Linked DNA regions of Homo sapiens: region 1 is linked to region 2. Evidence: chromatin loops called from intact Hi-C (ENCODE). Cell type or tissue: heart left ventricle. All regions are shown on one strand. Links, peaks and the distances in the headings refer to the core of each region. The heading gives the core; the rest is flanking DNA. Region 1 overlaps DNAAF9 (dynein axonemal assembly factor 9). Region 2 overlaps ITPA (inosine triphosphatase).

Region 1 (16,539 bases), core at 6,694-11,693, 55 kb before region 2:
AATTCAGCAGCTTGACAATGTGCAGTTGAGGTCATTTCCATCTTCCATCACTTCGGAGAGCATCACTGATTTTTTGTCTCTGACTTTACAATTCTGCAAAAGTGTCAGCTTTTCTAGCTGCTTCTGGACTACAGTGACAGTGTGACCAGACCACTCTTATACTGTAAACCCAGCCTTTGTCCCATCACAGCCCCAGGATATGGGGACCTCTAGTCAATTTCCTGGAGGACTCCAGTCAGAATACTAGCTAAATGCTGTGGCTCTTCACTAAGACGCTGTTCTTACCAGCTGGGCCCATGTAGCACCCTCCTTTATAGCATGTCCATCATCTTGGGGCTGGGCCTTCATGCCCATTATTTAGGTTGTTGGTGATGGGAGATCCCAGATGCTTCTCATATTAAGAATTGTATTCCTTGAATATGGCTTTATTTTCTTTTTTTCTTTTTCTTTTTTTTTTTTGAAACGGAGTCTTGCTCTGTTGCCCAGGCTGGAGTGCAGTGGTGCAATCTCAGCTCACTGCAACCTCCACCTCCCGAGTTCAAGCAATACTCCCACTTCAGCCTCCCAAGTAGCTGGGATTGCAGGCACACGCCACCACACCCGAGTAATTTTTGTATTTTTTAGTAGAGATCAGATTTCACTATGTTGGCCAGACTGGTCTCGAACTCCTGACCTCAGGTGATCCGCCCACCTCAGCCTCCCAAAGTGCTGCAATTACAGGCATGAGCCACCGCTCCTGGCCCTTTTTTTTTTTTTTAATGAGACAGAGTCTCACTCTGTCGTCCAGGCTGGAGTGCAATGGTGCAATCTCGGCTCACTGCAACCTCCGCCTCCTGGGTTCAAGCAATTCTCGTGCCTCAGCCTCCCAAGTAGCTGGGATTACAGGTGCTCACCACCACGCCTGGCTAATTTTTGTATTTTTAGTAGAAATGGGGTTTCACCATCTTGGTTAGGCTGGTCTTGAACTCCTGACCTCAAGTGATCCGCCTGCCTTGGCCTCCCAGAGTGCTGGGATTACAGGTGTGAGCCACCGCGCCCAGTTCCTGGCCTTTGTTTTTAGAGATGGGTCTCCCTATGTTGCCCAGGCTGGTCTCGAACTCCTGAGCTTAACCAATCTTCCCACCTCAGCCTCCCAAAGTGGTGGGAGTATGGGTGTGAGCCACCATGCCTGGCTTGGCTTTATTTTCATTTATAGCATTCTTTGGGGAAACATGTAATATAGGACAGAGATTTCTTTAGCCCCTAGAGTGGCCTGATGCCACTCAATTTAGTGAAGCGGTGGGGCAATAGAATTGAACTTTGACATCAAGTGGAGCTGTTAGTTGTTGTTTTAAAAATTGAATTTATGTATTTTAAAATGACAAAGTTTTAGAAATGGAGGACAGATTAGTGATTGACAGAGGTCAGAATGGGAGTGGAGGGCAGGAGGGAGGTGGGCATGTTTATAAAAGGGCAACACAAGGGATCCTTGTGTGTTGGAACTGTTTAGTATCCTGACCATGGTGATGGATATAAGAACCTACACAGGTGGTAAAATTGAATAGAACTTAATACACACACACACACATACACACACACAAATATAAGTAAAACTGGAAAAATCTGAATTTTAAAAAATTAATTTTAGAGAATTTGAGGGGCTGTATTTATACTCTGGAATATTATAAAATCATTCTTTAAAATTATCTGCATTAAAAACAAAATTTGAAATTAATGTAAAAACTTGTGCACACTCAGATTGTAGGCTTAAATTGCAAACATAAAACTGAGCCCAAAGGAGACTTGAATAGATTATCTGTTGTTTCAGAGAAAAGAAAGTTAAGGTCCTGCTGGGTTTTTGTTTAGTTTTTATTTTTAATAAAGAAAATACTGACAGAAAGCAAACGTGAAGAGACAGTTTTTTGCCTTCGTCATACAGTTGGGTCAGTTTAGCCAGAGTGGTCCGGTACAAGCTGTAGCCTGGCCACCATGGCTCACACATGTAATCCCAGCACTTTGGGAGGCCAAGGTGGGTGAATCACTTGAGCTCAGGAGTTTGAGAGCAGCCTGAGCAACATGAGGAAACCCTGTCTCTACCAAAAATACAAAAAATTAGCTGGGTGTGGTGGTGCACACCTGTGGTCACAGCTACTCAGGAGGCTGAGGCAGGAGGATCGCTTGAGCCTGGGAGGCAGAGTTTACTGTGAGCTGTGACCCTGCCACTGCACTCCAGCCTGGGCAACAGAGCAAGACTCTGTCTCAAAAAAAAAAAAAAAAAAAAAAAAAGACTCTAGTAACTTGAGCGTGGTGCTTCCTTCTGGGTAGGGGGTGCTCTTTCTGTCTGGAGGCCTCACCCAGGATGATTATGGGGCTGGGGAGGGAGGGAGGTTCTAACAGGGATTCCCCTAATGGATAGAGTGAATGGCCTGGGGCCTTCTCTCTTGAGGCAGTGCCCAGATGTATAGGCCTCATCAAGGAGACAGGGGCCTGTTTTTTACTCTAACCTTTTTCCATTAAAGTCAATGGAAATTAATGAAATGCTCTGAAAACCTAGAAATTCCCCAGGCACTCTCTCTAAGGGAAATCCTGTTATATTAAAATGACTCCTCAAGCATGACTTGTGAATCCTTTTCCGTTGTCCTTTGCTCCCCTAAGAAATGAGTCTCTACTGCTTACACTGAAGTCTCCTGTAGGCTGTTTTATGTTTGCAATTTAAGCCTACAATCTGAGTGAGCACATGTTTCACATTAACTGTAAGAGTTAAATCCATTAACTCCATTAAACACCACCACAGAGGGATGCAGAACAGCATGCACACGCCAGCCCTGCTTACCAGGCGTGCTTCTCTATGGGCCTGGCAGTGCGTGTTGTGGGTGGGACTCTCCTGGCATCCAGGCCCAGCCAGGCACTCAGTGGAAAGAGCCGCGTGTGGTCATACATACATGCCCAGGCAGGGGGAGAATCCCTGAAGAAGAGAAGGCTGTGAGCAGAGGGCTGTCAGGCCCCCCTGGGGGAACTCTTAGAACCTAGTAAACCCCGTTCTCTACTGAAGCACTGCCAGCTGATCAGGACTCAGGAGAACCTGGGGTGGGGTGGAGTATTGCAGTCTGGGGATAAAGCCAAGGGCCTTTTTACAGATGAGTTGTTCGTAGGAACTCAAGAACAACTCAAGCAGGCTGTACCTGTCCATACCACCACCACTGGCTTCCAAAGGGCTCAGGCTAAACCAGGCCCATCTGATCAGAAAAGCTGCCTGTTAGGTTTGACTTATTTCCATAGGAACAAACCTTTTGGTGATAGGCCGGATCAATCAGGAAAGAGTTCTCCTCTACAAGGTGAAGAGGCTAGGTCCCCTCTTGAAGTGGCCAGGGGCCTGCTCAGGGTTGAACATCCAGTTTATTCACCTACCCTGCTTTAGGCAGCAGAGATTACAGTACTCAACAACCACCTGACATTCTTATTATGGAGACAGTAAACAAATAAATGAGAAAATAGGGTATAAATAGCTGCCGATTGGGGCTTTGAAGAAACTTGGAGGAGGAGGTAGGGAATGCCAAGAAGCGAGGGTTGCTTGATCACACAGGGTGTATGAAGTCAGAGGATGCCTGTCCGTAAGATGCCGCCTGAGCAGAGACCTGAAGGGAGAGAGAACCACCCATGCAGATACCTGAGGAAAAGAACATTCCAGGCAGGGGGGCAAAGAATGCAGAGGTAGAAGTATGCCTGGCATGTTCAGAAAAGAGCCAGGAGACCAAAGTAGCTGGATTAGGGCAAGGGAAGTGATAGTAGATGAAATTCTTTGCTGCTCCATAGGGGGTCAGATCATAGAGGGCTGCCTGGGACATTGTAAGGGCTTTGGCTTTCACACAGAGTGAGATGGAAGCCACCAGCGGGTTTTGAGCAGAGAAATGACATGATCTGACTCTGGGTTTAGCATATCTCTCTGGCATCTGTGTTGAAAACAGATCAGAGAGAGGCAAGGACAGAAGCAGTGACAGCTGGGAGGCTGTTGGGGTGATCTAAGCAAGAGATTATAACAGTTTGGACCCAGTGGGAGCTTGGGGGTGTAAGCAGTGATCTCTTCTAGTTATATTTTGAAGACAGAAAAAAATGGAGTCAAAGGAGACCAAAAAAAATATATTTGAGCCTAGCATCTGAAAGAGTAGAGTCCATCTGCTGAAAAGGACAAGGAGTTTGGAGTTTGGAGAGAGTTCCAGGCAGGAGATACCAATGTGAGCTGTATTTGACATGGATGAGTCTGCTGACCTGGATGGGTCCGGACGCACTCTCTTGCCTGTGTGTTCTGAGAAGTGGGAAGGAGAGAAAGGAGCTACTAAAGAAAATAAGCAAGTGGCAGGAGCTCCTAACTTGATTAGAAAACAGGCCTAAGGACACTAGGTCCCACCCTCAGAGCTCCAGGATCGCCTGCAGGCTTCCTTTTACCTCCAGAGCAGGGTGGTTCTTCCCTCACTCTTGCCCAGTTATGAGGACTAATGGAACTTGGGAATGTAGAAACACTGTAGCTTCCAGGGGCTGCATGTCATGAAGTGGAGTGACACCAAGGGACCAGATTGCGGGCTCTTCCTTTTGGTTTTCTTTCCATCCTTGTTCAATCAGCCATTCGGGATTCCCCTCTTCCTCCACTTTGCAATGCCAGTCAGTGAACTAATCATTCCTTTTTTACCTTCCCCAGCTACACAGATGTTATTGATGTTGTCCAGGCCCTGCAGACCCACCCAGACTCAAATGTCAAGGCCTCCTTCACCATTGGTGCCATCACAGCATGTGTGGAGCCCATGAGCTGCTACATGGAGCACAGGTAGATACAGGATATGGTGTGTAAGTGTACTGAAAGTGATTTGTTTCCACCCACCAGAAGAAGACAGATCTTTTGGAATGCATTAGTCACCTTGTATGTAGTAAATGCTGTTCTTTTATTAGTGCTAGGTCCTCAATAGACCCCTTTGGACTTATAGCCAAAGAAGAGAGAGGAATTATGGAAGACAAGCTTAGCTTTTGTGAGGGAGAACTATTTCTGTTTAATAGTACATAGTAAGGACTTATGAAATACCTGCTAAATAAATGGGTGCTCCAACATGTGTGTACTAAATATTGTTAAAAAATAATTTAAGGCCAGGTGCGGTGGCTCATGCCTGTAATCCCAGCACTTTGGGAGGCCAAGGCAGGCAGATCACTTGAGGACAGGAGTTCGAGACCAGCCTGGCCAACATGACAAAATCCCATTTCTACTAAAAATACAAAAATTAACCAGGAGTGGTGGTGCACACTTGTAATCCCAGCTACTCAGGAGGCTGAGGCACGAAAATCGCTTGAACCCGGGAGGTGGAGGTTGCAGTGAGCTGCGATCGTGCCACTGCACCCCAGCCTGGGTGACAGAGCAAGCAAGACTCTGTCTCAAAAAAAAAATTTTTTTAATAAGGCGTAAAAGGACTGAAGTTGAGTATATAATCTATTTAAATATAGAAATAAGGCTAAAATTGGGTGAACATGATTATGGAATATAAGAATTTAAGTAACAAAATCAGGCAGGGCACAGTGGCTCATGCCTGTAATCTCAGCACACTTGGAAGATGGAAGGTTGGAGGATGCTTGAGCCCCGGAGTTCAAGAGCAGCCTGGGTAGCATAGTGAGACCCTGTCTCTGCCAAAAAAATAAATTAACCAGGTGTGGTAGTGAGCACCTGTAGTCCCAGCTACTTGGGAGGCTGAGGCTGGAGGATTGCTTGAGCCCAAGAGGTTGAGGCTGCAGTGAGCTGTGTTCATGCTACTGCACTCCAACCTGGGCAACAGTGAGACGCTATCTCAAAAAAAGGAGTTGACTTCCTTCACCAACTGAACAGTTGCTCCATTGTTTAAATTTTTTTTTTTTTCTTTGAGATGGAGTTTTGCTCTTGTTGCCCAGGTTGGAGTGCAGTGGCATGATCCCAGCTCACTGCAACCTCCGCCTCCCAGGTTCAAGCGATTTTCTTGCCTCAGCCTCCCGAGTAGCTGGGATTACAGGCATGCACCACCATGCCCGGCTAATTTTTTTGTATTTTTAGTAGAGACGGGGTTTCTCTGTGTTGGTCAGGCTGGTCTCGAACTTCCAACGTCAGGTGATCTGCCCATCTCAGCCTCCAAAAGTGCTGGGATTACAGGCTGTTTAAATTTTTTTAAGTAAAACTTTAAAGTAAGTAAAAGAATGCTTACTGTGTGGCAGCCTTCTGTGGACTGTGAGCACAGTGAAGTCAGTGAGTTCTATTCTTGGGAGACTCTGGTGTGGCTGTATCTTCCCTTGTTCCAGCCCCTTTGACCCTGCTTATAGCACATGGGTTTTCCTCCTTGGAATTCTTCAGAAACTATGAGGGAGTCAGGTAAGGGAACAGGATTCACAGCCCAACCTGGTATTCACCCAGCTCATCTACCAAATTTGGTTTCAAATGATGTGTGACTGGCTGTTGTCAGAAATCAAATAAAAGGATGAAGATTTGCTGCCACCAAGGAAATTCCAGGAGAGAAACTCCCCCAGTGTTGCGAACATCATTAATAACTGCCAGCTAGACCAGCAGCCATTCAGAAGAGTGGCTTCAGCTAGCATCCCAATTGCCAGGGAAGAAAACACAGGACCTCTGTGGTGCCAAACAGACCTGGGTCCCTGCCTTAGCCCTGCTGCCTCCCAGCTGCCTGTGAGACACTGGGCAAGCTTAGTGTGTTTAGCCGTCCTAAACCCATGCCTTTCATCTGTTAGATACCTGAGGCACAGAGCAGACAGGACGACAGAGCAAGATCATGTTTGTGAACTGCCTGCACAGTGCCTTGCCCACAGGAGGAACTCCATAAAAGGCAGCTATCCCCATTAGTGTTAGCTTTCTTCCTTGAGACAGGCCTTATGATGTTTTAGGAGTTCTGAAGTCCTGTGAGAATATGAGTTTTTCTCTGGAGCCTACTGCAGTGCTACAGTTGTTAAGTAACTCACACTTTGGATCAGTCACCCCCACCTCTTGCTTCACTTGTAATTCAGATGGTCAGTTTCCTGCTTTTCATTCACCTTTTGAGTTAAGAATGAGATTAAAGGAGAATTGAGGTTATAGCATGTACATAAAGAGAAGCATGGCAGCTTTGGTATTAAAGGCCCCTGGTAGAGTTAGATGAGTGTAATTCTTATTTTCCCTTGAAATATCCACTTTACTCAAAAACATATGTCTTTCAAAAAAGACCAGCTCTTTCTCCATCTCCCATAGACCAAAGAGCTGGTCCTGTCCCCAGTATCCCTCCTTCAGCATTCCACTTAGAATTGGCCATGTAGGGACTTCTGTGGGGCTCCTGGTGTGGGGAGCTTTGACGGAAAGCTGTAAAGTCCCATGGCTATCCTTAGTGCTCAGTGCTGCTGCCACCTGCCTCATCATGTGAGTCAATTTGCTTGTCAGTGGTACTCCTATTTGTATGGGAAATAATCAGTGACAACTCTGAGGTGAATGGTTTTTAAATATTTCCCCCTTTTTTCCCCCTAGATTTCTCTTTCCTAAATGTCTTGACCAGTGTTCACAAGGTAAGTAATATACTTTATTTTCAGCCTGCATGCCTTGCAAGTTCAGTAGAATTCAGCAATAGACTTTTCTTCGTGCTCTTACCTACCATTCTGAAATCTAAAGCAAACAAAATTGGTCAGAAAAAACTTTGACACCTTTACTTTTACCATATTTGATAGGCACATTTCTTCCAAGAGCTTGTCTCTTTTTTTTGAGACGGAGTCTTACTCTGTCGCCCAGATTGGAGTGCAATAGCGTGGTCTCGGCTCACTGCAACCTCTGCCTCCCAGGTTCAACTGATTCTCCTACCTCAGCCTCCCAAGTAGCTGGGATTACAAGCATGTACCACCACACCCAGCTAATTTTTGTATTTTTAGTAGAGATGGGGTTTCACCATGTTGGCCAGGCTGGTCTTGAACTCCTGACCTCGTAGTCCGCCCACCTCGGCCTCCCAAAGTGCTGGGATTACAGGCATGAGCCACGGCGCCTGGCCTGAGCTTGTCTCTTATGGCAACAAATTGCCACAGTAATACCTCTCCTTGAGCTGGGCTTAAGTCCACCTGGCATTCCAGCTAATACTAGTGGACTGAGTAGGTATTCCTAGCCTCTGGATCAGCAAGATCTTGATTCACTTCTGCCCCAAGAGTGCTGAGTTTGGCCCAGCGGGACCTGTCTTTCTTAATACCTCCCACCCCTATGCACCCTGGAATTTTCCGCATTTCCTTGATAACATTGAGAAAAATTCACCCATCCTGCAGGTTGCATTCAACCTTGCAGTGCCCTACTACCTGACAACCCTGGAAGCAGCACTTTCTAGTCATATTATCTGTGATGTTTGGAGGTCCAGAATAAATTCTGAATTCCCTGCAGTGGTGATGAAATGCTCATTGTTATCAGGAGACATGCCTGGGGTCTGGGCTTCCTGAGCTAGTCCAGCAAGCAGAAATCAGATGGAAGAAAACAACTCAGTGTCCCCAGCACAGTTTCATCCTGCTGATCGTATTGCCAGTCCGCAGGGAGCGGAGACAACAGAGCATACCAGAGTTGTTGTCTTGGGAAACAGCTGAGCTCATGCTGCCCAGGGCAGGAGGCTGGTCCCTGGAGGGAGGAATGTGTATGTTGGGCTGCTGTACCAGGTAGTCTCAGGTCCAGCTTTCAGAGGTCCCTGTTACTTTCTAGGCACTGCACCTCAGAAACAGGATGAAATGGAGATTGGGTAGGTCCATCCACAGTATCCACCCCAGGTAGATTAAGGAGATTTTGTGGAGGTTGGGTCAATAGGATCTGGTGACAGACTAGATGTGGGGCATGTGTTGGAAAAAGAGGTATCTAGGATGACTCCTAGGTTTCTAGCTTAGGAGATTAGGAAGGTTGGTGGTACCTGTCCTTCAAATAGAAAGCACAGGAGAAAACATAGGTCCAGGAGATAACCAAGGAGGGCTGTCTCATCCTAAGATACGTATTTGGAAGTCATGGTCAAAGTTAATGGCATGGACTGTAGTCAGCCAGTATCCAGATATAGAGTTGAAAAGATCAGAAGGCTAGAGATGGGGTGAGGGTGGAGGTTCCAGGACACCGAAAGAGAAGCAGGGAAGAGTGTTGCCTGAGACATTGAGGAAGGAGAAAAAGAGATCCACGATGTCTAATGCTGCAGAGACCTTGAGGGAAGAACAGAGAAAAGCCCACTGGCTCTGTAAGTGAGAAGGACCCTGATGACCTGAGTAGGAGGATCTGAGTGGAGAGGTGAGGGCTGAAGCCAGCTCCAAGTGGGCCAGTGGTCAAGTGAGATACTGGAAGCCAGCAGGTGCAGATGATATTCTAGAGTGCTTGGGGCTGTAAAAAGGAAGATGGCTAGAGAATACTTCCAAGAATTGTCATTTCTTAATGATCAGTTCCTCCTTATTTGCTGCTGAGAAAGCCTGTGGGCTGCAAGGAGATACTAGGTTTGATAGAGGGGACCCCTGAGAAGGAAGGGGTAGGGTCCAGAGCCCAAGTGAAGATTGACTCAGAGAAGCAGTGTCCTTGAGAAGAGCTTTAGTTGGAAGCAGGTGAAGTTGAGGAAGTGTTTGCCTAGGGGGCAGTATTGACTATCAGATGGTGTGCCTAGGACTTGCTGACCTGTCCAGCCTCAGGCCTGCCTTGTTCTTGTAAATGCTGGAGCCTTCTTTTCCTTTCAGAGCCCCTTGTCCACCGTGTGATGATTGGCACCCTAGTGCACCTCAGCTCCTTGGCATTCTCCCTCAGTGTCCCTCTTCTTTTTTGCATGAGGAACAAGCACAGATGGTGGGGCTTCCCTGGCAGAGAGCCTTGGGGAAGTGTTCTGTTTTCATCATTGAATCAGGGGCAGCCCTGGGCTTGTCTCACAAGAGAAAAGCCCCTTTTAGTCTGAACCCTTTGAGGCCAAAACAGACTGTTCTCTCTGGCATTTGGTAGGCATGTTTCATTTATACTGCCTTCCAACTCATTGTGCAAAGACAATGTGTGTTAAACTCTGTGCTTGTGTAGAGCTAGGGGTGTGATCAGATGTGGGCTGATCACCTTCAGGCCACATATGCTGTTTTCGGAACTCCTCCAAGGGGCTCATGGAGTGACACTGCCTTGCTTCTGGGCCCATGGGACCCTGTGGACTGGCCTGACCAGGCTTGCCATGGGCATGGGCTGTCTGGGGAGGGAGGAGATAAAAGGCAAGTATTTCTTTTCTCCTAGGAGATTTGGTAGCTGGCTTGGAGGTGGGATCTGCCAGCAGTAGACAAATACTTCATGTCCTAAGGGAGCATATTTCCTCCCTTTGCTCCTGTTCATGAGTCAGGCTACCCGATTCATAAGAGATTATTTTCCAGTTAGAAAAGGACTATGTTGCAGCCCCAAGACAATGTGTATTATAGAAATCAAAGGACTAAGAAATAATCTCAGTGCTTAAACAGCAAGTAAGACTCATTATAATGCTGGTGTGAGAGCAAAGTGGAGATACTTTACTGTCATGGCCTGCTTTTAAAAGCATCTGTAGATAGAAGAAGTCACCTTTGTTTTCTGCTGGGCTTCTGGAATACTTTAGCCCAGACTGGGATGGTCAGCCAGACAATAGGGATGTTTCTCTGCTCTTGGGAATAGGATACGCCAGGCTGTCTGCTCGCTCACAGCCCAGACTGGTGAGACCTTGGCCAAATCTGGCTGTCCACTCCTTGATACAGAACAGAAGGAAGCTCCTGGCCCAAACAAGGTGGAACCGCTCACTATGGCCTGTTCACCCTGTGCTCCAGATAACTGCTGTACCTGCCTCACAGATGGCATTTCCTCTTGGCAGGTGGCAGTTTACATAGCTGGCCTAAGGAATGCTGGGGATAATCCTCTTGCTTGTTTCCCTATAAAGCAAAGCCCCTTTTCTGTGCCCAGTTCCTGACCTAGAATCCCAACCCCACAAGCTTTGTCCATATGGTACATGTGCAGCAGACAGGACTTTGTACAAGTTGTGTCTGTCAGAGACCCAGATCCCAGCCTTTTCTTGGGCAGGCCAGGCCTGTGCTTGTGACCCTGGTGCACCACCGTTCATATGGCCACATTTGCACTAGTCTGACACTTTGGTTTCTTTTGCCCAAGAAGATACCAAACAGAGTCCTAGGGTATTTATAGATCTTCCCTCAACCTTTGCTGGCTCTTCACTGCCAGACCCGCCAGAGCTCTTCTTGCCTTCCACCCTGGGAATCTGGCAGGCCCTTTGTAGGATATGGCTTCCATGTCTGCCATCTCTAGAATGTGCTGAGGCTTCTGAGATCCTGCTTGCCTCCCCACTGTGCCACATTTTGGACTTGGCCTCCTGACTTTGCCTTACTCAGTTTCCAGAGGCCCTACTTTCTGTGGCTGCACCAGGGCATGGGATTCTGGCATCAAGCTTTCCAGGCTGGCTTTGCTGCCTCATCTGCAGCCTCCAGAGTGCACTGCAGAGTGACCTTTCCAAATGGCCATGCGAACACAGGTACCAAAGACTAGAGGCAGGGGACCAGGGGTCCTGGAATCTGCCTTCAAACTATTCCTTGCCCCCCATCTAAACCACGAGTGTAGCTGCCTTGGCTTGTGGAAATTGTATGACTTAGTTTCCCAGTGGTTGATATGGCCAAGACCCAATGCCACAGCCACTGACAGGCCCCTCTATGTACAGGGAGAAGTCTAATTCTCAGGCTGATGCTCAATTGACAGTGCTGATGGTGGTAGTGGTGGAAATGATAGATTGTATTTCATGGATTCTTACTCTCTGTAGGCCCTATGATAAGCCTAGGTTTTATTGATAACCTAGAGTGATGTGTTACGGTTCCCATCTTACAGAGGAGGATATTTGGTTTCAGAGAGAAAGTAGAGCAATTTGTCTAGTATCACCCATTAGTAATTAGCGGAACTCAAAATTCAAACTCAGGTTCACCTGGCTCTAAATGCCTTAGTCTTTACATTATGGTAGCTTTTCCCATAGAGGAAGAAGATAAATAATCTAAGTCCAGGCCAGGCGCAGTGGCTCACACCTGCATTCCCAGCACTTTGGGAGGCCAAGGCAGGTGGATCACCTGAGGTCAGGAGTTTAAGACCAGCCTGGCCAACATGGTGAAACCCCATCTCTACTAAAAATACAAAAATTAGACGGGTGCAGTGGTGTGCGCCTGTAATTCCAGCTACTCAGGAGGATGAGGCAGGAGAATCACTTGAACCCGGGACATGGAGGTTGCAACCAGCCGAGATCACACCACTACACTGCAGCCTGGGTGACCCAGTGAGACTCTGTCTCAAAAAAAATAAAAATAAAAATAAAGAATATAAGTCCTGTGTTTTAAGTGCCACCTGTGTTATTCAAAAGAACTTTTTTTCTTTTTTTTTAGTTCAGAGAAGGGGAGAGAGCAGGGTGGCATGAGGGGAGGACTAGGATGATAAAATGTTAAGAAAGATTTGAAGGAAGATGTAAGCTTTACCAAAATTAAAAAGTAAAGGGAGTAAGTGGGGGGAAAAGGTGCAGAACAGTGTAATGTGTCACTACTTGTGGAAAAAATTATACTCAACACTTTTGTATATACTCAGCAGATCTTCTGGAAGAAGAGGTAAGAATCTGATAACTGCAGTTGCCTCCAGGGCAGGGAATTTAGGTGTCTGGACAGGAAAGGAATTATTTTATTTTCTTTGTGAACACTTCTGATATAAATTAGATGTTTGTCCCCTCCAAATCTCATGTTGAAACATAATCCCCAGTGTTGAAAGTGGGGCCTAGTGGGAGGTGTTTGGGTCATGGGGGCAGATCCCTCATGAATGGCTTGGTGCTGTCCTTGTGATAGTGAGTGAGTTCTTACTCTTGAGTTCACAGGAGACCTGGCTGTTTAAAGGAGTGTGGCACCTCCCCCGCCCCTTCTTGCTCCTGCCCTCACCACTGTGATATGCTGGCTCCCAGGCCTTCTACCATGATCTTAAGCTTCCTGAGGCCTCCCCAGAAGCCGATGCCAGCGCCACGCTTCCTGGAAAGCCTGCAGAACCTTTAGCCAATTAAGCTAAAGGTTCTTTATAAATTAGTCAGCCTCAGGTATTTCTTTACAGCAACCCCAAAACAGCCTGACACACTTTCTATATGTTCTGAGTTTCGCCCTCAATAACTGAATACAGCTAATTTTTTTAACTTAACACTTGACTGAAGTAAATAGTATCAGTATAGAGTGTTCATTACTGAATATTCATTACTTAGGATTCTGCAGTTACAAGGTCACTTAGGAAAGCAGAAATCTCCATAATTTAGAGATATTCACTTAAGAACTATTCATTTATAAACCTACTCTCACCGGGCGCGATGGCTCACGTCTGTAATCACGGCACTTTGGGAGGCCGAGGCGGGTGGATCACCTGAGGTCAGGAGTTCGAGACCAGCCTGACCAACATGGAGAAACTCCATCTCTGCTAAAAAATATAAAATTAGCCCGGCATGATGGTGCATGCCTGTAATCCCAGCTACTCGGGAGGCCGGGAGTCTGAGGCAGGGGAATCACTTGAACCCAGGAGGCGGAGGTTGTGGTGAGCTGAGATTGCACCATTGCACTCCAGCCAGGGCAACAAGAGCGAAACTCCATCTCAAGAAATAATAATAATAAAAAAATAATTAAACTACTCTCTATTAGTAAATGGGTTGATGATGAGCATTGAATCTTTTTTAAGTATAGAATTATAACACCTGTGAGAATTCTATTACAAAATAGAATATAAATGTTGAAAGCCTATCTATGAAATTATATTTTACAAAAAATTGGCAGAGGAGAGATACTCTTTACATCTTTCAGAATGGGAGATTGATAAAGTTTAAAGCTATTAAATCAAGTTATAAAGGGTTAAGTATACTCTTTAAAGATATAAAAGTGACCACTAGAGGAACTGAAAATCCTAATGAAGCTGGGTGCCGTGGCTCACGCCCGTAATCCCAGCACTTTAGAGGAGGCCAAGGCATGAGGATCACTTGAGCCCAGGAGTTTGAGACCAGTCTGGGCAACAAAATGAGACCCAGTGTCTAAAAAAAATAAAAAAATTAGCCAAGCATGGTGGCACGCACACCTGTGGTCCCAGCTACACAGGAGGCTGAGGCAGGAGGATTGCTTGAGCCCAGGAGGTCAATGCTTCAGTGAGCCACTGAATATATAAATATATATAATATGTAGACTTCCTTTGGTTCCTGATTCAAAAATTATTAACTGAGAAAACATTTATAAGACAGAGAAATTTGAACACAGACTGGATTTTTTTATATTAAGGAGTTCATTGTTAATATGTTTAGAGTCCTTATATTATGGAAATTCACGTTGAAGTATTTTTGTTTGAAATAATTGGGTATCTGGGATTGACTTCAAAATCATACAGTAGGGGAGCCGGGGATGAGCTGGGTGGAGTGTAGATGAAATACGATTAGCTGAGTGTTGGTAGTTCCTGAAACCAGGTGATGGGAGTTCATTCTACTATTTTTCTAGTTGTGTATGTTTGAAATTTTCTACGATATTAAGAAGTACAGCTGGGTGCGGTGGCTCACACCTGTAATCCCAGCACTTTGGGAGGCCGAGGCAGGCAGATCACGAGGTCGGGAGTTCGAGACCAGCCTGACCAACATGGAGAAACCCCATCTCTACTAAAAATACAAAATAAGCTGGGCATGGTGGCGCGCACCAGTAATCCCAGCTACTTAGGAGGCTGAGGCAGGAGAATTACTTGAACATGGGAGGTGGAGACTGTAGTGAGCTGAGATTGCAACATTGCACTCCAACCTGGACAACAAGAGTGAAACTCCGTCTCAAAAAAAAAAAAAGAAGAAGTAAATAAAAATTATTGAATAACAAAAATGCAAAATGAATAATCTTATATATGCGCTATGATTATAACTGTTAAAATAGGAATGAATATGGAAGGGGTATTATAATTATCTTGGGGTGGTGAAGTGTGGTAAGTTTCCTGATCTCCAAATTCTCTGTGGTCCTGTGAATTTTACTTCTGTATTTTCACCAAAAGGTTGGGAGTGATCATGGCCCACCCTGCAACCTCTTCTTACATGGGCCACCCTTTCTTACCACGTGACTAAAATCTGTTAGCATTTATCTTGGAATCATGTGGCTCCCTGTGCACAGTATCTTGGCAGTGCACTCTTTGAGGATATAATGAATAACCCCTGTTATATGGTGAGTTTTTGATAATTGTGTTGTTCTGAACTGGTGAAGGTAAATGGCACCAGTTCCTGATGATGCTAAATACAGGATGTGTGAAAAGGCCCTTTGACTAAGAATTCCAAGTATCAGCTAGATACCAGAATTAAAATAATAGAGGAGGCCGGGTGCAATGGCTCATGTCTGTAATCCCAGCACTTTGGGAGGCTGAGGTGGGCTGATCACCTGAGGTCAGGAGTTCAAGACCAGCCTAGCCAACATGGTGAAACCCCGTCTCTACTAAAAATACAAAAATTAGCCAGGCATGGTTGCGGGTTCCTGTAATTCCTGCTACTCAAGAGGCTGAGGCAGGAGAATTGCTTGAACCCTGGAGGCTGAGGTTGCAGTAAGCTGAGATCGCACCACTGCACTCCAGCCTGGGCAACAGAGTGAGACACCGTCTTAAAAAAAAAAAAAAAAAAGATAGAGGAAGTTAGGGGTTAGGTAGTAAGGCAGCTACAGACTTGAAGCTATTCATTCCAAGAGGTGGCAGTGCCGGGAAGTGGGAAGAGAATGATAGCTGTTTATGTTGGTATTGGGGTGTAAGGGTTGTCTCCATCAGGAGACTACTGGAAGGCATGATTAGGGGATGGAGCAAGGGCTCACGTTTGTGTGAGCCTTCACCCCTAACCAGGACTGTGAAGGCTAAACTGTCCTTGGTTTTATTCCCAGGCCTGGTGAGTAACGTGGTATTCACCAGTCACACCACGGAGCAGCGGCACCCTCTCCTTGTTCAGCTGCAGAGCCTCATCAGGGCTGCCAATCCTGCTGCAGCCTTCATTCTTGCAGAAAATGGGATTGTCACCAGGTAATCTATAGATTCACTCTGCAAGACCAGTTGCTTTCTCAGATACAGCACTCTGTCTGTGGCCCACAGAGTCTTTCTACTGTATCTAAGACCTAAACATTTGGAGAAGTCAGTTTTTGAGCCAGGTGCGGTGGCACGCACCTATAGTCCCAGCTACTCGGGAGGCTGAGAAGGGAGGATCACTTGAATCCAGGAATTGGAGGCTGCAGTGAGCAATGATTGTGTCAGTGCATTCCACAGCCTGAGAGACAGAGCAAGACCCCATCTCTTTAAAAAAAAAAAAAAAAAAAGCAGGCTGGGCACAATGGCTCGTGCCTGTAATCTCAGCATTTTGGGTGGCTGAGGTGGGAGGATCTTGAGTCAGGAGTTTGAGACCAGCCTGGACAATATAGTGATACTCCATCTCGAAAAAGAAAAAATATATTGGAAAAAGAAAAAAAACAGTTTTTGAAGTGTTTTTTTTTTTTTTGAGACGGAGTCTCCCTCTGTCGTCCAGGCTGGAGTGCAGTGGCGCGATCTCGGCTCAC
Region 2 (12,380 bases), core at 1,762-6,761:
CAGTGTTTCTGGCTTGCTCATTTGTTGGTGGGTCAGGGTCTCCCAATGGCAGCCGACAACAGGGAATATGGCTCTGAGGCTCAGGGGAGTGCCGGGTGCGCAGCATCAGTGGTCAGCAGGAACACCTGGGGCTCACATCACCTCCTGGACTGGCTTGACACATGCCCCATGGACTAAGTTGGCCGACAGAAGAGATTGGCTGCATCTAAAACTGAAAATATATCTGAAATATGCAAAGAATTCCTGCAAACCAGCAAAGGACAGCAGCCCCAACAGAAGAGGCAGAGGCCGTGAACAGGGGAAGAAGGAGGCCCAACCGTAACAGGAGTAGCGAGAGGTGCTCAGACCCCTTGGTAATTAGAGAAACGTAAGCCCACATGAGACGCCACCTTACACTGGGTAGCCTGGTGCTGAGTGGGAGATCAGGAGCCCCCAGGGCCCCGAGAACCAATCCAGGTGGGTATGAGCATGCTCTCCACCCTGCTGTCTGGGGACGGGTAGCGAGTGTGGAGAAACCAACTCAAAACGTTTTCCTCCGCTCTCACTGTGCACAACAGTCAACCCAGAAGACTTCTGTGACCACGCGAGGGATTTGTCACGGGACAGCTGCTGGGTGCCCACCAATTCAATTCAATTCAACCTAACTGCTGCCTGCCAGGAGGTAGCTTCAGAAACCCCAAGTTGAGGGCTCAGTCCCACGAGACCACCCCTAACTTCCCACCAGTCTGAGGTCTGGGCCTGCAGAACTTGACACACTGTCTTCAACTTGGGGTTCCCACGACTCCTCTTTTAGGTTCAATTAATTTGCTAGAGTGGTTCACAAGTCAGGGAAACATTTACTTATATTTAGCAGGTTTTAATAATTTTGTTGTTGTTGAGACAGCGTCTCACTCTCAGTGTGCAAGGGCGTGATCTCGGCTCACTGCAACCTCCGCCTCCTGGGCTCAAGCGATTCTCATGCCCCAGCCTCCCAAATAGCTGGGATTATAGGTGCCTGCCACTATGCCTGGCTAATTTTTGTATTTTTAGTAGAGACGGGGTTTCACCATGTTGGCCAGGCTGGTCTTGAACTCCTGACCTCAAGTGATCTGCCTGCCTTGGCCTCCCAAAGTGCTGGGATTACAGGCATGAGCCACCAAGCCCAGCCTAAATTTTTTATTTTTTTATTTTTTAAGGGTTGGGCATTGATGGAGTTCCCAGTGATGAATAAGAGCTGAATGGGCCCAGGGCCTCAGCCCCACCCTACTGGCTTACTAAAAAGGCTATTACGGAGAATTCAGATGAAGAGATGCACGGGGCGAGGTGTGGGGGAAGGGGCACAGAGCTTGTGTGCCCTCCCCGGGGTGTCACCCTCCAGGAACCCCCACATGGTCGGCTATTCAGAAGCTCCCCAAACCCTGGCCTTTTGGGTTTTTATGGAGGTCTCATTATGCAGGCATGATTGAATAAACCACTGGCCACTGGTTATCAACTGAACCTTCAGCCCTGCCCCTCCCTGGAGGTGTGGCGGGGGGTGGAGACCGAAAGTCCCAGTCCTCTAGTCCTGTCTTGGTCTTTCCATAACCAAGCTACCTAGATGCTGCCAGCCACCTCATTAGCACACAAAAAGACATCAGTGTGGAGTTTCTGAGGATTTTAAAGTTGTTTGCTAGGAAAGGGGTCAAAGACCAAATACACATGTTTTTTTTAATGAGACAGGGTCTCACACTGTTGCCCAGGCTGGAGTGCAGTGGCGCAATCACGGCTCACTGCAGCCTCCATTTCCCTAGGCTCGGGATCCTCCCACCTCGGAATCCTGAGTAGCTGTGTCCACAGGCACGCACCACCATGCCCAGCAAATATTTGTATTTTTGCAGAGACAAGGTTTTGCCATGTTGCACAGGCTGGTTATGAAGTCCTGGGCTCAAGCGATCCTCCCACCTTGGCCTTCCAAAGTGCTGGGATTACAGGTGTGAGCCACCTTGCCTGGAACCAGATATATACTTCACAGTATCACAGGTAGCTAAAGTAAAAAAAATGGCCAGAAAGTGTTGTGTGCACCCAGGACAAAATTCTGGAGGAGCTGAACAGGAAACACAGAGAGGTGCCCTGCCCCAAGCCTATGTACCCACCCCACCCAGGCAGCATGTGATTCTTCTTTGGAGTCCCCCATCAGTAGCCTGGGTGTTCCCTGCACAGGGGGGCTACATCCATGATCAACTGGCAAGGAGCAGGCAGGCCCCCAGCACCCCATGTCTGAGGCCCAGCCAGACATCTCCCACCCACAAGGAGGCTCAGGAGGCTGGGCAGGGACGCAGCACCTCCTGGGGATTTAACCCAGCCGGGGCTTGCAGGCAAGAGGGGAGTGAAGGAATGACACTCTGTCCTCACCCAGGGCCGTCCTGCTGGATGGAGTCACAGGGACGGCAGGGGCCTCTCCAGAGCTGCCTGTGGGCACAGAAGCAAGCCTGGGGGTGCCCCACCAGCCTGAGCCCATCACGCCCCCCTTGAATATCCTTGGGGTTGAGCACTCTGACAACGGAGCCACCTGGAGAGGTCCCTTCCAGGGAATGGCTTCGCCAGGGCACAGAGTAAGGGCGTGTGGCATAAGCAGGGCCTCCCGAGGGGCCTGCAGCCCGCAGGCTGAACTGTGGCGATCACGCCGAGTGGGGTCGAGGACTCCAGCCCCTCCCCACCATAAAAATGAACTGGCCATTGTAATTGTAAACCAACATTTTCGCGGCTCTGATGTGTAACAGCATAAGGCAAAAGCACTGGGCGTGCCACACTACCCAGCCCCCAACCCAGCAAGGCTTCATGGAGGCCCTGGCACTACCTGCGGGTGGGGGGCAGCATGGATCCAGGGTGGAGGTCAGCCCGCAATCCATGCCATTGAATGAGGCAAGAACTCGAGTGGAGACGTAACACTCCAGCTCACAGTGGCATCCGAATGCCTTCCACACGGTGCTGCCCGTGTCCCCATCCCCACCCCCACCCAAAAAACTTCCTGCACCTGCCAAAGGAGACTGAGACAGACACCTGCCTGGGGCAGGGTTCAAAACAGATATAGCTGGTTTATTTTGGAAACAAGTCTCATCCAGAAATGTTATTTACTGCATTTAAAAACCATGGAAGGCGATTTGCATGGTTCCTCCCCACGCCCTCACTCCCACCAAGTACAGCTTTACCACCCAAGGTCCTTTCAGGACCCCAGGCCTGGCGGCTGTAGGAGAGAGCAGTGAATCCTAAGGGCAAGAGAATGGCGTCCACTTGCCAGAGTTTCTCAGAGCAGAGCCAGCTGCTCCTCCAGACAGGCCGGTGAGGCTACTCGACACCCTCACAAAGGGGAAACCCTGAAGGAAGTACTTCAGGGGGTGCCTGCCCGATGCGGGAGGTTTTGGGCTAGCCCTCCCCAGATCCCCGGCCTGAGGGGCCTCCTCCAGCTGCAGAAGTCAAGCTGCCAAACTGCCAAAGTACTCCTGCAGCTCCAGCAGGGCCCGGAAGCGATGGGAGACAGCGTTCTTCTCCGCCTTAGGCATCTCTGCGTACCTGAGGGGTGACAGTAGCAGCTCAGGGAGCCCAGATTCAGGAAGGAAGTGCACCCCCTCCCAACCCTACCTCATCTCATCCCTGGAGACCAAAGCTCACAGACCCCAAGGAAAGGGGAGTGGGGCCCAGCAGCTCCTGGCAGCCAGTGAATTTTTAAAAATCGGATAAAGTTTTCAATTCCCCTGTAGGCAGAAACCCCCATGAATGAGCATGGAGGGGTATTAAACTTGCTCTAGTGTGCCCAAAAGTCATTAAGGGAAGCTGGGGACAGGGGGGGATGAGCTGCATGTTTGATCAGCTTTGTCATCTGTTGACAGGAAGCAGTGGGGCCTGACAGAGCAAACACAGCAGTCTCCTCTCATGCGCTGAGGGCGGGGGAGCACTTGAACAGCTGGCCAGGGGCCCGACCTCCATGCCAGCACCGCAGTGAGGTGAGAATCCCATACCCCGCCCGTGGCCTGCAGACTGCTCTGTGCAAGACGGCGGCCAGTAGCCACTAGCCAGGTGTGGCTATTTAAATGAATTAACGCTGAACAGAAATATTCCGTTTCTGGGTCTCACCACACGCAAGTGCTCCACAGCCCCATATGGCTAGTGGCTGGTTCCACAATGTCCTCACCCCTGCTGGGGCTATTGTGGGGCCTCACACTGCGCTCCCTAAGGGCCCCTCCAGCTTGGAAAGCCTGATTCCAACAATGGCCCGTGCCTTGTGTGAACAAGGGGCGATTTGTGCGAACTACAGAGAACAACTGGTACTTGGAGGGCATAAAATAGTGCCCACCAGAGGCTGCAAAAGCCTGGACATTTTCCCAACCTAGATGGGGGTCAGAAAATGATGCCATAAAACTGTCAGATGTGGCCAGGCGCGGTGGCTCACGCCTGTAATCCCAGCACTTTGGGAGGCCGAGGTGGGCGGATCACCTGAGGTCAGTTTGAGACCAGCCTGGCCAACATGGTGAAACCCCGTCTCTAACAAAAATAACAAAAATTAGCTGAGCACGGTGGTGCGTGCCTGTAATCTCAGCTGAGACAGGAGAATTGCTTGAACCTGGGAGGCAGAGGGTGCAGTGAGTTGAGATCACGCCGTTGCACTCCAGCCTGGGCAACAAGAGTGAAACTCCATCTCAAAAAAAAAAAAAAAAAAGTCAGATGTACAGCTTACAAGCCAAGGCCAGAAAGGCGAAACCACTGGCTACACAGCTGATGTGGGGTGACCTGGAGCCTTAGAGCCCAGGACTCTCAGTGCCATCTGGCTGCCTCCCCAACCATGGACTGGGCCACCCAGATTCCTAGTGTCCACCCCAGCAGAGCTGCCTGTGGCTGGAACAGCACCCTGGGAGCCTCCCCTGCCCATATCCGCATGCCTGCACTTGGGCGGGGCACTGGCCCAACCCAAACCATGGCTGTACCAACCCCACACCCCAGGGAAGAAAAGCAGGGCTCCTTACGTCTGCTCATATCCATCAGGCTGAAAGCAGGGGTCCCAGCCAAAGTCCTGGCAGCCTCTGGGTGCCACGATCCGGCCCTGCCACAGGAAAGGGGGGACAGGTGTGTAACTGGGTCCAGAGGACAAGCACGAGGAGGGCAGTGGCCAGTATGAGTTTGGTGAGTCTGTGAATTTGATTTGACCCAACTTACGCAAAATGTAGTTGCAAGGCCCCTACAGCACCTGCAAATGTTTGCTGAATACAATAAAAAGCAGAGCGGGGCAGCTCTTCCCTCACACACAGGGAGGAGGCATGGACCCACAGGACCACCAGCACCTCCGGGGCCACGCGCCCTCGCCAGCCACACCCGGGACAAATTGGGACATCACTGAAGAACAATGAGGCTACTTTGAAAGATAGACAGAAAGAAAGATAGACAGAAAACGTTTTCTCCTAATAGGAAGCTAAGTACCCTGAACTCCGTGGACAAGCCAGATGCCGGCTACTATGACAGCGTTCCTGAAAATACAAGGAAGACTTTAACAATAAGATGAAACACCGCAACAGGAAGCAGGTACCCAACTCCCCACTTCATGAACACATTAGTGAGTACAATACGTACTGGCTGTAGTAGGGAAATTCCACAGTGAAAATGTTAGAAAAAGAACAAATTGTAATCCAGTGACATGAAATGTCATGTTGTTATCAAAGTAAAAAAAAAAAAGAAAGAAAAGAAAAAGAAAATCTGGCCAGGCGCGGTGGCTCATGCCTGTAATCCCAGGACTTTGGGAGGCTGAGGTGGGAAGATCACTTGAGCCCAGGAAATTGAGACCAGCCTGAGCCACGTGGCAAAGGCGAAACCCCATCTCTACAAAAAATACAAAAATTAGCCTAGCCTGGTGGTGTAAGCCTGTAGTCCCAGCTACCTGGTGGGAAGACTGCTTGAGCCCAAGAGGTCGAGGCTGCAGTGAGCTGTGATCCAGTCCGGGCGACAGACAGAGACAAACACTCCAAACAAACAAACAAACACTCCAAAAAACAAACAAAAAAACCCAAAAGATTCTAACTGAAAAAAATACAAGGGACCAGGTGTGGTAGCTCACGCCTGTAATCTCAGCGCTTGGGGAGGCCGAGGAGGGAGGATGGTTTAAACCCAGGAGTTCGAGACCAGTCTGGGCAACACAGTCAGACTCTATCTCTACCAATTTTTTTTTTTTTTTTAATTAGCCAGATGTGGTAGCTCACACCTGAGGTCCTAGCTACTCGGAAGGCTGAGGTGGGAGGATGACTTGAGCCTGAGAGATCAAGGCTGCTATGAACGGTAGTCATGCCACTACACTCCAGCCTGGGTGACAAAGCAAGACCCTGTCTCAAAAACATTTTTTTTTACTCTTTAAAAAATACAACGGAGGTGGTACATGATTGGGATTAGTCACATAGATGCCAAGTAATTTAGACCCAAAGGCAAATTCTGCTTCTGCCGTGAGGAGCTGCGTGACTAAGGCCAGTTACTGAACCTCAACCACGCAACAAATGTTTTTTGCTCACGCCTATAATCCCAGCTACTCGGCAGGCTGAGGCAGGAGAATTGCTTGAACCCAGGAGATGGAGGTTGCACTTTGGGAGAATGAGGCCAGCGGATCACTTAAGGTCGGGAGTTCAAGACCAGCCTGGGCAACATAGTGAAACCCTGTCTCTACCAAAAATACAAAAATTAGCCGGGTGTGGTGGTGCACGCCTGTAGTCCCAGTTACTCTCCAGGGTGGGAGATCACCTGAGCCTGGGAGGTGGAGGCTGTCGTGAGCAGTGATAGGCAGTAGGGGGTGTTGAATACATCTCACGGAAGGAATAAGTTTGGGCAAATAATTAAGGTTTGTTTTTTTTTTTTTTTTTTTGAGACTGGGTCTCACTCCGTCACTCCATGGCTGGAGTGCAGGAGTGCGATCATAGCTCACTGTCCCGTCAAACTCCGAGGCTCAGGTGATCCTCCCACCTCAGCCTCCCAAGTAGCTAGGACTACAGGTGTGCACCACCATGTCCGGCTATTTATTTATTTTTGAGACAGGGTCTGGCTATGTTACCCAGGCTGGTCTCAAACTCCTGGCCTCAAGCAATCCTCCTGCCTTTGCTTCACAAAGTGCTGGGATTACATGTGTGAGCCTCTGTGCTCAGCCTCTTTTTTTTTTTTTTTTGGAGACGGAGTCTCACTCTTGTTGCCCAGGCTGGAGTGCAGTGGCGAGATCTCAGCTCACTGCAACCTCCGCCTCCTGGGTTCAAGTGATTCTCCTGCCTCAGCCTCCCCAGTAGCTGGGATTACAGGTGCCTGCCACCATGCCCAGATATTTTTTGTATTTTTAGTTGAGACGGGGTTTTGCTGTGTTATCCAGGCTGTTCTTGAACTCCTGACCTCAGGTGATCCGCCCGCCTCAGCCTCCCAAAGTGCTGGGATTACAGATGTGAGCCATCACGCCCGGCCTCATTTTAAAATTTTTTGCAAAGATGGGGTCTTGTTATGGTGTCCAGGCTGATCTTGAACACCTGGGCTCAAGAAAGCCTCCCGCTGGGGCCTCGCAAAGTGCTAGGATTACAGGTGTAAATCACCAAACCTGGCCAAGAATTAACATTCTATGCTTGAACCCTGGAGGCGGAGGTTGCAGTGAGCCGAGACGACACCACTGCACTCCAGCCTGGGCAACACAGCAAGACTTTGTCTCAAAAAAAAAAAAAAAAAAAAAAAAAAAAGAATTAAGATTCTATTATACATAAACATGAAAAGCTGGAAAGGCTGAGAGATAGTCAAGCACCTTGGCAGTTGAATAAGGAAATCTGAGGTTAGAGAAGTCTGGGCTATAGATGTAGCTTTGATCCAAGTGTGGTTTCTCACTAACAAAAAATAAATAAATAAATAAAATAAACAGAAAAAAATAGCTTTGGGAATTGTCACCTTCAGTTTGCACTTCTGGGTCTATCAGGCCTCAGGAGCTGTTAGCCAACTGTTTCCCTGAAACAACAGCCTCAGGGGTCAAACAGGTTTCAGAATTGACAACACTTCCATTGTCCTGCCCAGGGGCACCCCTCAGCAAGGCGTAGGCAACTACTCTGGCCCCAGGGAACCCTTTCCACCACCCTCCTAGGATCCACAGCACTTCTACCTATGCTGCGCAGGGGAGCCTCTCAGCAAGGCACAGATATCTCTGGCCCCAAGGCGCCCCTCCCACCACCCTCCCGCAGACTCGGGGCGGTCGGCTCGGGTCGCGGCACCCCCTGGCGGCGCGCGGCGGGAACTGCATCAAGGTGGGTACGCACCGAGGTCCGGCCCCTGAACAGGCGCACGGGCTGGCTTGGGTCCCCGGTGCTGAGTGCAAACGTGCAGAGCGCATAGGCTGACTTGTCCTCGAACCCGGCCAGGAGCTGGTGGAGACCTGCGGGTGGGCAGTGAGGGCTCAGTGCATCCCTAATGGCCAACTCCCACCCCCACTCCCAAGACGCCCACTAAGGGTGGGGAGGGAGGAATTCCCTAAAAGGGGAAATTAGGTCTCAATTGGGGTAGCGGGGGCGGCAGAGCCCAAGGCAGTGGGACTAGGCTTGAAATGGAAGTCTCTGGGCATTCTCGCTTCCCTCTGGCACAGGCTGACGATACAAGGCTTTATTTAAAGTCAGAAAACTAGCCAATGCAGTGTGGACCTTGTTTGATTTCCTGATTCAAAACTAACCAACTGTAGGCCGGGCGTGGTGGCTCATGCCAGTAATCCCAGCACTTTGGGAGGCCGGGTCGGGCAGATTATGAGGTCAGGAGATCGAGACCATCCTGGCTAACACGGTGAAACCCCGTCTCTACTAAAAATACAAAAAAATTAGCCGGGCGTGGTGGCTGATGCCTGTAGCTCCAGCTGCTCGGGAGGCTGAGGCAGGAGAATGGTGTGAACAAGGGAGGCGGAGCTTGCAGTGAGCCGAGATCGGGCCACTGCACTCCAGCCTGGGCGACAGAGCGAGACTCCATCTCAGGAAAGAAAAAACAAAAACAAAAAAAAACCCACAAAAACTAACCAACTGTAATAGGCACTTTTTCTACAACCAAGGAAATCCAAAAAATGATTATGTAGTATTTTAAAATGATTATAGTTTACTTGTTTAACAGTTTTTAAATTTTTCACCTTTTAGAAATACAGTGGCTGCACTCGGTGGCTCATACCTGTAATCCCAACACTTTGGGAGGCCAAGGCGGGTGGGTTGCTTGAGCTCAGGAGTTTGATATCAGCCCCAGCAACATAGCAAGACCTCACCTCTACAAAAAACACAAAAATTAGCTAGGCATGGTGGCTTACACCTGTAGTCCCAGCTCCTCAGGAGGCTAAGGTGGGAGGATGGCTTGAGCCCTGATGGTGGGCAGTGAGCCGAGATTGAGCCACTGCACTCCAGCCTGGGCAACACAGGGAGACCCTTGTCTCCAAAAAAAATTAAAACAAATAAAAATAAAAATAAATACAAGCTGAAGAACTTACTGATGATATGATGTCTGTGATTTGCCTTAAAATACTGGACTGAGGAAAAATAAGGGGGGTTACAGATGTCACAAAATAGGCCTCGTGCTGATAACCCTGGAAGCTGGTTGATGGCAACTGAGGTTCATTATTCTACTATGCTTTTTTTAATTGACAAATAATAACTGTATATATTTATGCCCATTATCCTATTATGATATTCTACTATGCAGGTTTGAAATGCTCTATAATGTAAAGTGTTTTTAAAAGCACATAAGGATGGGTGCGGTAACTCATGCCTGTAATCTCAGCATTTTGGAAGGCCGAGGTGGGTGGATCACCTGAGGTTAGGAATTCGAGATCAGCATGGCCAACGTGGTGAAACCCTGTCTCTACTAAAAATACAAAAATTAGCTAGGCGTGGTGGTGGGCACCTGTAATCCCAGCTACTTGGGAGGCTGAGGCAGGAGAATCACTTGAACTCAGGAGGCAGAGGTTGCAGTGAGCCAAGATCACACCACTGCACTCTAGCCTGGGCGATGGAGTGAGGTTCTGTCTCAAAAAAATAAAATAGGCTGGGAGTGGTGGCTCATGCCCGTAATCCCAGCACTTTGGGAGGCCGAGGTGGGACCACCTGAGGTCAGGTGTTTGAAACTAGCCTGGCCAACATGGCGAAACTCCGTGTCTACTAAAAATACAAAAATTAAGCCGGGCTCAGTGGATCACGCCTGTAAACCCAGCACTTTGGGAGGCTGCGATGGGTGGATCGCCTGAGGTCAGGAGTTCGAGACCAGCCTGGCCAATATAGTGAAACCCCTCTACAAAAAATACAAAAAATTAGCTGGTCATGGTGGCAGGTGCCTGTAATCCCAGCTACTAGGGAGGCTGAGGCAGGAGAATCACTTGAACCCGGGAGGCGGAGGTTGTAGTGAGCCGAGATCGTGCCATTGCGCTCCAGCCTGGGCAACAAGAGTGAAACTTGTCACAAAAAAAAAAAAAAGGCCAGGCATGGTAACTCACACCTGTAATCCCAGCACTTTGGGAGGCCGAGGCAGGCAGATCACGAGGTCAGAAGATTGAGACCATCCTGGCCTACATGGTGAAATCCCAACGCTACTAAAAATACAAAAATTAGCTGGGCATGGTGGCACGTGCCTGTAGTCCCAGCTACTCAGGAGGCTGAGGCAGGAGAATCGCTTGAATCCGGGAAGTGGAGGTTGGAGTGAGCCGAGATCATGCCACTGCACTCCAGCCTGGGCGACAGAGCAAGACTTTGTCTCAAAAAAAAAAAAAAAAAAAACTTAGCCAGCGTGCTGGCGCATGCCTGTAATCCCAGTTGCTTGGGAGGCTGAGGCAGGAGGATCGCTTGAACCAGGGAGGCAGAGGTTGCAGTGAGCCGAGATTGACGCACTGCACCCCAGCCTGGGCGACAGTGAGACTCCATCTCAAAAATATAAATAAGTAAACAAATAGGCTGGGTGTTGTGACTCACATCTGTAATCCCAGCACTCTGGGAGGCCAAGGTAGGCGGATCACTTGAGGTCAGGTGTTCGAGACTGGCCTGGCCAACATGGTGAAACCCCCTCTCTACTAAAAATACAAAAATTAGCAGGGCGTGGTGGTGGGCGCCTGTAATCCCAGCTACTTGGAAGGCTAAGGCAGGAGAATCGCTTGAACCCAAGAGGCAGAGGTTGCAGTGAGTCGAGATCACACCGGTGTACTCCAGCCTGGGCAACAGAGTGAGACCCTGTCTCTAAATAAATAAAAGCACATAAAGAGGGGACATTTTGGCTTGCAACTGTGGGTGACAGGATATGCACTGCTGGGGTCCAGGAGGGGCAGTCCTCCAACTCCCAGGGCAGGCCCTGGCTAAGGCAGTCACAAGGGCCAAGTTCCTCTTGAAACCCAGAATTAAGTACAGCCCCTTTGTTCCTCAACCCTGCAGCTCCCATCATCCCTCCCCCACACAGTGCTCTCTGGAGTACAGGGTACGAGCTGCAGGTGCTAGATGGGGAAAATGAGGTGGAGGCTCCATGGTGGGGGCTAGAACCTGGGACTCCTGATTACTAGTTGGGGTCCCTCCCCTAGACAAAGCCCAGATTCTCATTCCCAACAGATCCAGGGAAGAAACAAAGCAGATAATACCTTCAGGCTTTAACTTCTCCAGAAACCACTTTCTGCAAGAGAAAGAAAGGACAGTCAGACACCAGGAGCAGCTGGATCTTCTTACCACCTTTTCCAGGCTGTTCCCTATTGACAGCCAAGGGGAAATGAAAAAGAATGCCTCCAAGAGCCAGGCGAGGTGGGTCCCGCCTATAATCCCAGCACTTTGGGAGGCTAAGGCAGGCGGATCGCTTGAGCTCAGGAGTTTGAGAAAAGCTTGGACAACGTAGCAAAATCCTATCTCTACAAAAAATGCAAAAAAACTGGCTAGGCATGTGCCTGCAGTCCCAGCTACTTGGGAGGCTGAGGCAGGTGGATAGCTTGAGCCCAGGGAGTGAGCTGTGATCACACCACTGCACTCCTACCTCAGCGACAGACTGAGACCCTGTCTCACACACCAAAAATAAATAAATACAGGCCGGGCGCGGTGGCTCATGCCTCTAATCCCAGCACTTTGGGAGGCCAAGAAGGGCAGATCACGAGGTCAGGAGATGGAGACGATCCTGGCTAACATGGTGAAACCCCGTCTCTACTAAAAATACAAAAAATTAGCCAGGTGTGGTGGTGGGCGCCTGTAGTCCCAGCTACTCGGGAGGCTGAGACAGGAGAATGGCGTGAACCCGGGAGGCAGAGCTTGCAGTTAGCGGAGATCGCGCCACTGCACTCCAGCCTGGGCGACAGAGCGAGACTCTTGTCTCAAAATAAAATAAAATAAAATAAAATAATTAAAAAATTAAAAATAAATAAATAAATACAAAAAATTAGCTGGGTGTGGTGACGC

The links. Hi-C counts contacts between places; a loop is a spot of excess contacts. Peaks named below come from ENCODE experiments on the same cell type or tissue, not always from the same donor. Only the 100,000 strongest peaks of a DNase experiment are listed, where the experiment ranks them.
Region 1: a loop joins it to region 2, with 2.2 times the contacts of the local background. A loop is called at or near these places in 24 of 110 quality-filtered maps.

What each region holds. Positions count from the first base shown.
Region 1 is chr20:3,269,900-3,286,438 of GRCh38, reverse strand. DNAAF9 (dynein axonemal assembly factor 9) reads left to right here. Exons shown (of 37, transcript NM_001009984.3): 28 at 4,673-4,798; 29 at 7,490-7,527; 30 at 15,877-16,012. Among named protein-coding and RNA genes, the nearest start is that of SLC4A11, 39 kb to the right of the region's middle. In heart left ventricle, for the core only: a CTCF peak has its summit at 9,598; no DNase peak of the experiment used is centred there.
Region 2 is chr20:3,214,514-3,226,893 of GRCh38, reverse strand. It overlaps ITPA (inosine triphosphatase), which reads right to left. Exons shown (of 8, transcript NM_033453.4): 5 at 11,582-11,613; 6 at 8,262-8,377; 7 at 4,977-5,053; 8 at 3,034-3,528. The coding sequence ends at 3,432. Among named protein-coding and RNA genes, the nearest start is that of ITPA, 11 kb to the right of the region's middle. RefSeq lists a silencer at 8,023-8,292. In heart left ventricle, for the core only: no CTCF peak of the experiment used is centred there; a DNase peak (open chromatin) is centred at 3,933.